Linked DNA regions of Mus musculus: region 2 is linked to region 1. Evidence: chromatin contacts called from ENCODE Hi-C data. All regions are on one chromosome and are shown on one strand. The core of a region is the stretch at or near the end of the contact, and the rest is flanking DNA. Distances in the headings are between cores, read along the strand shown.

The links. Hi-C counts contacts between places; a loop is a spot of excess contacts on that map.
Region 2: a loop to region 1 is called in a map of heart, with 2.3 times the contacts of the local background. The contact joins the enhancer-like site here to the promoter of Col13a1 in region 1. A Hi-C loop is called at or near these places in 5 of 37 maps with a recorded cell type or tissue (gastrocnemius and heart).

Annotation. Positions count from the first base shown.
Region 1 is chr10:61,977,536-61,981,516 of GRCm38, reverse strand. It overlaps Col13a1 (collagen, type XIII, alpha 1), which reads left to right and starts at 2,409. Exons shown (of 41, transcript NM_007731.3): 1 at 2,409-3,168. The coding sequence starts at 2,881.
Region 2 is chr10:62,048,032-62,052,113 of GRCm38, reverse strand. No RefSeq gene overlaps it. Among named protein-coding and RNA genes, the nearest start is that of Fam241b, 61 kb to the left of the region's middle. Within about 2 kb of position 2,278, at least 1 of the 3 ENCODE cell types and tissues checked has a DNase peak (open chromatin) inside an H3K27ac peak, as active enhancers do; it is heart, where a contact is called at or near this core.

The sequences.
Region 1 (3,981 bases), core at 1,160-3,659:
CTCTGAGTCCTTAGATGCTAGGACTCAAACCAAGCCTAATTTTGTTCCAACATTGATCCAAGGGGAAATGATGCCTAAAATAGAAAAATAGAACAAAAACCAAGCCACCCCTGCCCCAAAGAACCTCCAGAGGAAGATATTGAGACAATGCAGAAGAAACGGTAAGGGGGTCCCTCAGCTCAGTCAAAGCTCACTTGTTGCAAAACTCCCTCCAGCTATGGAGAGGTGCACACTGTCTGTCATCATTTTGTCCTCCTGGGTCCAATTTTTTTCCCATTCTGTAGATGGAGGAGGCAGCAGGGGTGTGTGTGTCAGCCTGCACCTGCAGCCATGAGCTCCTATGAGATACTACTTACTTACTGAGTGCCTACTGTCTGCGTTACATTCACCTCTTCTTTAAATCCTCCTGAAAAATCTAGATCCTTTATTATAAGCCCATTTTATTTAGTTAGCTTTTCTTTGAAATGAGATCTCATATAGCCCTCGCTGCCCTCAAACTCACCATGTGACCACGAATGACCTTGAATTTACCATCCCCCTGCCTCTGCCTTCCAAGTGCATGGATTACAGACTCGTACCACTACACCTGGTTTATTTTAAACCCACCATCGGAAAAGGGCTTTTTTTTCATTCATTTTTCTGACTGCATGGGGTCACTTAGAGCCTTGGGTTTGAACTTTTTTTTTCCATTGCGAGGCTCAACTCAGGCTACCACACCAAGGCTACCTGAGTCTTGAAACACCAATCTCAAAAATACTTCAGGCCCGAAATGTTTTCAGTTTTGCTGTGTCAGTTCAAACGGCATTTCAGACTGATCCGGGCAGGGCGTGAAGAAGCCTCAACTTGCTCAATTTCCTGTAGTGAACACTGCTGCTGAGAAACTCTCCAGCGCCCCCTAGTGGTTCTGAGTGCCTCTGAGTTCTCAGGCATTTGTACTGGGAGGAGATATCCCTTGACCAGGCTGGAGACCCAGAGGCCTGTTTGTTAATGAGACACATCAAGGAAATCTTGACATTGGGACTTCCTGGGCACCAGTCCTGTCAGCTGCATTGCTTTCTAGCCTCGTAGTAGTTCTCCGTGGTATCCAACTACCTAGCAGTCAGTCTTACATTAAGTCTATATAAGTACTGTATTACAAGCTCCCATTCCGTTAGGTGTGCACTCCACACTAATGTTTGCATTGCATATAACGCTCCTTCTCACTGGTCAACATGCAAAATGTAAAGTTTGCCTTGTTACTAGGAAAGGACGCTCACTCCCACACCTCTGTCACCCCCCACTTCCGGTTCACAGTTCAAGGGCCAGCCTACCCTCCCCTGCCCGATGCTTCAGCCCCACCACCTCATTTTCAGGAGTGTCTAGAGGCACAAGGAAATGAAAAGTCTACTGACAAACGTCACTCAAAGTGGGGAGCGGGGGTAGAAAAGAGAGGAAAATACCAAATGCAGAACTCCCAAAGACCACTAGCTCGTGGCAGTCAAGGAAGCCACCACAGGGTTAGCTTTGAGGTGGATAAGGGGAGATGGAGTGTGTATGTATGAGAACTGCCCGCCTTTGATGGCTTGCAATCCTAGGTTGGCTAGTCTGCTATGCGTCTCAGCTCAACATAAATAAGAGTCCCGCCCCCCTCCCCGCACCCGCCCGCGCCTGTTAGACATCCTAGGATAAACCCGGGCGATGGGCGTGACCCCTGATAAATTTCTGTTCTGTAGGTCTTTAGGTTTAGTTCTGAAAGAGAAAAGGTGGGGGGGGGGGTCAATACCGCTGCCCCGAGGCGCTGGGTTTACCACTCTGAGCGAATCTGTGGTTGGTGGCATGGTCCCACCAGAGACACCTGCAAAGAGCAGGGCCCTGGGTAGAAATGGTGAGGGAGAGATTGTCTGCTGTCACTGCAGATCTCCCAACTCAGGACGTACAGGACCAAGCAGGCGTCCAGACAGTGATTCAACAGGTTGCCCGCAGGGTCCCCCACACCCACCACCACCCACCACCCAGGCCCTAGGAAAGAGGAGTGCTGTGGTGCGGTGCATTGGGTGGCAGGAGGGTCCCCGATGTTCTGGGAAAGCGGGGTGCTGTGATGCCAGGTCCCTATGTCTTTGAGGTCTTGAGTGTGAATCTTTGGACGGGAAAAGGAGCGCAGCCTCCGCTCCACCCCATACCCCCTCCCCGCCTATAAATAACCCCAAGTGTCACTTCAAAGGGCACCAGGAGCCCCGGACGGGGGCTACCGAGGTCGGCGGGGCCCCGCACACCACGCCCCCCACCCCAGGCGACTTTGCATAAATAAACAAACCCCAGCCGCAGCCCCGCAGGAGGCGGAGGAGGAGCGGGAGGAGGGCGAGGGAGGGGCGCAGGAGATTAGTTTGGGAAGTAGCGCCCGGCGCTCATCCGATCCGCGCGGCCGCGCCGGCTGTGTCAAGTTACAGAGGCGCCAGAATCGGCCCCAGCGCGGCTCACTGCAGCCACGACCCACCTCTGCCCATGGGGCCCTGCATGCGTGCCCCTTCGCCCGGGGACTGACACCCGTTCTCCCCGGAGACACAAAACACCCAGAAGGACCCCGAGCGTCGCACCAGCCCGAGAACTCTGCAGAAGAGAGAAGGGAAAGAGTGGGGAGCGGGGCCAGATCCCCGAACTTGGAACATTCTTCGAAATAACTTTTTTCTTACTTTGGCGTACTCCGATCGCGTCTGCTGGTGGCTCTTGGCTGCTCCCGACTCCGACTGCTCATTTTCGGTCCTCTTTGGCGAGCAAAGGAAAGGGACGTCCTCTAGCCACGTTAACCCCCTTTCCCCTTGCCTCTCAGTTTGGATCGCGCCTCTTGGATCTCGTTTTTATTTATTCTATTTATTTATTTATTGGCTCTCAAGACGCGAGGGCATGGTGGCGGAGCGCACCCGCAAAGCGGCAGCCTCTGGCAGCCGCGGCCCTGGGGAGCTGGGCGCTCCGGGGCCCGGGACAGTGGCGCTGGCTGAGCAGTGCGCTAGGCTGCCGAGCCCCGGGTGCTGCGGACTGCTGGCTCTAGCGCTGTGTTCGCTGGCGCTCAGCCTGCTCGCCCACTTTCGGACCGCGGAGCTGCAGGCCCGGGTGCTGCGCTTGGAAGCAGAGCGCGGGGAGCAGCAGATGGAGAAAGCTATTTTGGGACGAGTCAACCAACTGCTGGACGAGGTTTGTGCCCTTTGTTGCTGCCTTTTATCCCCACCCCGAGGCGCCCCCTCGCGCAGTCCCGGGACTCCACGGGCCGGCACGGGCCGGCGCTCTTTTGCACGCTCGCCCAGGTTGCCTGTCCTAGAACTGTGGGTAGGGATCGCTGCTGAGCTGCCAGGTATTCAGAGCACCATGCGCGGGACCTCCCAGCTCCGGGAGACCCCGGGGTCTTGCGCTGGGGGCGCCCTACGCGCGCGGCGGTCAGGTGGAGAAAAGCAGGGCGCGCAAAAGGTGCGCAGAGGCCGCCAGGGCTGGTTGCGGGAAATAGTCTGGGTGCACGCTTGCAGGGGGGCTCTGGTGGCCCTGTCCGCTCCACGAGGGTGAGTGCTGCCTGGTTTTATGGTCACATTTGGAAGCAGGGAAAGAGAGTGAGCCATTTAAGGACCTAAAGGGACAATTTCTAAAGTGGATTGCTCTTTGCTGGTCCCTGTTTGCTGTTTCTGGCCCCTAGGGCCCAAGTGTGAGTTTCCTGGCTCAGTCCTCCTCAGGGTCCCGTTAACCTATGACTCTTCCGGCTGTGGCCTCTGGAATGATCCTAACTCAATCCCTGCAACTGCGGAAAGGATGCAGCTCTCTCTCAAAAGTCTCCCTTCCCAGGTAGTTAAAAAGTTACTAATGCATGTCTTTGCTCGGGGAATCCTGAGAGTGCTCGTGGCAATGCCATCCTCCCTGGGGAGGCGGGAAATGCAGACTCCAGTGGGGCGGAGTGTGGGTGTGGGCGATAAGGAGGGAAAGCGGAACCCAAGATGGAGTGGGGCTGGCGGCCTAAGAGAA
Region 2 (4,082 bases), core at 1,029-3,528, 71 kb before region 1:
TGATGCAGTCTGATTTTTATTTTAATTTATAATTTGTGATTTCTTTTTAAAATGTATTTATTTTTATTTTACAGTACATTGGAGCTTTGACCGCATGTATGTCTGTGTAAGGGTGTCGGATCCCCTGGAACAGGAATTACAGACAGTTGCGAGCTGTTGTGTGCTTACAGGGGATTGAGCCCAGAACCTCTGAAAGAGCAGCCAGTGCTCTCAACCACTGAACCATCTCTCCTGTCAGTTTTGTAAACTGAATGCTTATCTCTAAGCCCAAGATCCTTAGAGCAAATTTCTGTGCCGTCCTAGGTTAGGAAGTCAAGCTGCCTTATTTTCCTTTCTTTTCTCTTCCCCCCTCCCTCCCCCTCTCGCCCACTTCCTTGCCCCCTTCCTTGGATTTGGGCATCCAATTGCTTCATCCACTGTCTCTTGGAGAGATCAACCAGTCCATTGTCTGGCGTGCCTGTCGAGAATCAATTGAGCGTGGACCTGTGGACTTGTGTTTGGACTTCTTATTACTTTCCACTGAACTATTTGCCTTGATTACAATACCATACCAGTTTATCATAGCTTTATAAGTCGTGAAATCAGGTCTCCCAGTGTCGTTCCACTTCACTAATTATCCTGGCTAGTCTAGTCTTTTGTGGCTCTATAAGGTTTTAGAATTCATTTTTAATTCTCTTTTTAATTGAAAATTTAAATTATATCCTTATTAATAATAATTAATAACTTAATTATTTTATAAATTTAATTATTATTACATGTCCGGTGTCTGTGTGGAGGTTGGAGGACAACTTTGGGGAGTCAGTTCTCCCCTTCCTTCTTACATGGCCACCAGACTTGAGCATCAGATACCGAGACCCACTGAGCCATCTCTCTGGCCCCATTTGTAATTTTCTACCCAAAAAAAAAAAAAAAATCAGATGAGCTTTTGCTTGGGATTTCACGGAGTCTCTACTTGAGATGAGACCGGGCGTGTTCAGGTGATGTAATGATTGGTGAATCTGTACATCAGTCTTGGGGAAAATGATTGATTGGTGAATCCATGCGTCAATCTTGGGGAAAATGATGATCTGATGACCTTATGGTCTCCAGGCCACAAGCACAGTGACTCTCTCTGTTGCTTTGATCGTTTAATCTCTTGGATCAATTATTCTGTGGCTTTCTGTGGAGGAACTTCACTCACAAATGCTTTTTCAGACTTATCCCAAATGTCTTCCATTTGTTTACACTTTTGTAAATGACAGTATTTGGATGCCAGTCTCTGAAATGACTGCCCGGATGAAGGCACGGTTTAGTTCTGCATCCTAATGTTGGATTCTATGACCGCCTACCATGGGAATTCTAGAGACTTGCTGGTGAGTCGACAGCATTCCTGTGGATCTAACACTATCCACAAGTAAAGTGCTGCCTCACCTGTTCCACTCTGGACACTTTCAATTTCATTTTCTTGTCCTATTGCTCTGGCTTCAATGGCAGAGAGAACCAAACTGGAATAGGAAGGGTGGGCTTTCTTGGTTCCTCCCCAATCACGTGATGCAGGCCGGTTATTGGTCTCACTGTCTCTGGGCTTGTCATCACCTTAGAGAGCTGGACAGAGTGTCTCTGGGGAGGAGTGAAGGAGTCTCACCTGTGGGCGTGGCTGAAGGATGCAGTATTGCTCAGGGACTTCTACTTCCTGGGGTTTTCATGGGAGTCCCAGGAAGGCTACCACTGTCTTGAGGGCAACAGTGGTCAACTTCCCACTTGGCTGGGTATGGAGCTCAGCTCACCTGGCCATCAGCTTGTCCTGAGAGGGTCCATAGTGTCTTCCCTCTGTTACTCTCTGCCACCAGAGGCAGCTTTCTTCCCTCCTTTCCTTCTTACCAAAACATGAATGGAGAGAGACTTGAAAGGAGAGGGCTCAAGTTGCCATAGCTCAGGTTACTTCCCCACAGCGTCCTCATTCAAAAATAAACCTGAGGGGGGATCAGAAGAGGGGGTGACAGAGACAGGAGGGAGCTGTCAGTACTGCCCTGCTTCCAGGCTGTATTTTTAGAGCTGGTATTTAGGCTTGGCTTGGGGACAAGGGGCTGGAAAATGTGAGGCATTTCCTCTTCCTGTCAACTGAGACACGGTGTGTGTGTGTGTGTGTGTGTGTGTGTGTGTGTGTGTGTGTGTGCAGGGCCCTGCCACCTTCCCATTTAACACCTCCAGAATAACAAACAACACACACTTCCTCTGAGCCTGCTCTACTACCTCACCCCTACTGAATGCAGCCTGTGAGACCTATCTCATCTTGGGACACTCTGCCTCTTCCCCGAGCTGTCAACTCTCTGGTTCTGCAAGAAGAGGAGCCCCTGGCTCCCTTGTACAAACTTGATGCTGTCCCAGTGCTGAGCAGGTCATATGTATAGGACCGGCTATCTCACTCTCTCGGTGAGACACTTTAGGATTTGGTGTGAATACAACAAACCGATTTGTTCACTCATGAGCTGTGTGTTGTGCAGAGAATATTTAACCCCTCCGTGCCCAGCATTCCCTAGACCCTGATGATAATGGCATGATGATATTGGCACCTGCTCCCTGAATGGGTTGGCAGGGTTCTGTGATTTCCTGTAGATATAATGTGTCTTAGTTAGGGTTTTACTGCTGCGAACAGACACCATGACCAAGGCAACTTTCATAAAGGACATTTTATTGGGGCTGGCTTACAGGTTCAGAGGTTCAGTCCGTTATCATCAAGATAGGAACATGGCAGCGTCCAAGCAGACACGGTGTAGGAGGAGCTGAGAGTTCTACATCTTGTTCTGAAGGCAAACAGGAGAAGACTGGCTTCCAGGCAGCTAGGATGAGGGTCTTAAAATCCACCCCTACAGTGACACACTTCCTCCAACAAGGCCATGCCCATTCTAACAAGACCATACCTCCTAATAGTGCCACTCCCTGGGCCAAGCGTATTCAAACCACCACAAGGTCCTTTCTTACTATTAGGTATGATATTTACTTAATAGAGTGTTCATCCGGAACAAGGTGCCACACAAGCCAGCCATTCTGTTTGTGAATCAGCTTCATATCAGCCCTGGTGGGCAGGGGCTGAGATGGTGAAAGAGATGGGTTCCATCCAGCTTTGGACCAGGCTGGGCCTCTGCTCTGCAGGACTGAAGAATCACATTTACCCATGGGAAGGGGATGATGTGAGCTATGTTTGCATAGCTGTAGCCAAAATGCTTGCAAGAACAGGTAAAGAGGAGGAAGTGTTGGCTTATGGTTTCAGAGCTTGTCACTCTGTCAGGCTGGGGAGGGCATGGTGGAGCATAGAGGCTCACCATATGGTCACATCATGATGGACAGAAAACAGGACACAGGAAGGGACCGAGACAGAATATAGCCCTCAGTAACCAACTTCTTCCACTCAGACCCCACCTCCTATTCTTCAACATCTCCCAGTGAGATAAGAATCCATCAAGGGATGAACCCATTGACCAGGTCAAAGCCCTCAAGATTAGACCCTCTCTAAAACACTATCACAGACACAAGCAGAGAAACATCAACCCTTGAGCAATTCTGTGTTTGTTTTGAGACAGGGCCTCTGTATTATTTAGCTATCTATAGCTGTCCAGAAACTTGCTATGTAGATCAGGGTGGCCTTGAACTCACAGAAATCCCTCTCTCCCTTCCCTCCCCCTCCCTATCTCCCTTTCCCTCCTCCTTTCCCCCTCTCCTCTCCCCTCCTTCTCCTCTCTCCCTTCTCTCTCTCTCTCTCTCTCTCTCTCTCTCTCTCTCTCTCTCTCTCTCTCTCTGTCTCTCTCTCATGCATGCGTCATCCCCACTCCCCCAGGCAAGTCTTACAAACATCAGGCTGACAACGGAAATTAACTGTTATAGTCATGATATGAATAACCAGAGACTGGAGATCACTGATGTCATGGGTTCTTTGTAGGCCTCTGGCTGCCTTGGTTTCTTCTTTGTAAAGTGACTTCACTCCTCAGGGTTTTGCTTTCCTAATTTGTGAAATGAGAGAAAGGTTGCATGTAACGAAATGGGATCCTGACTGAGATGGAGAGATATTCTGACCTATGTTACCACGTGGGCTAACGTTGGGAACA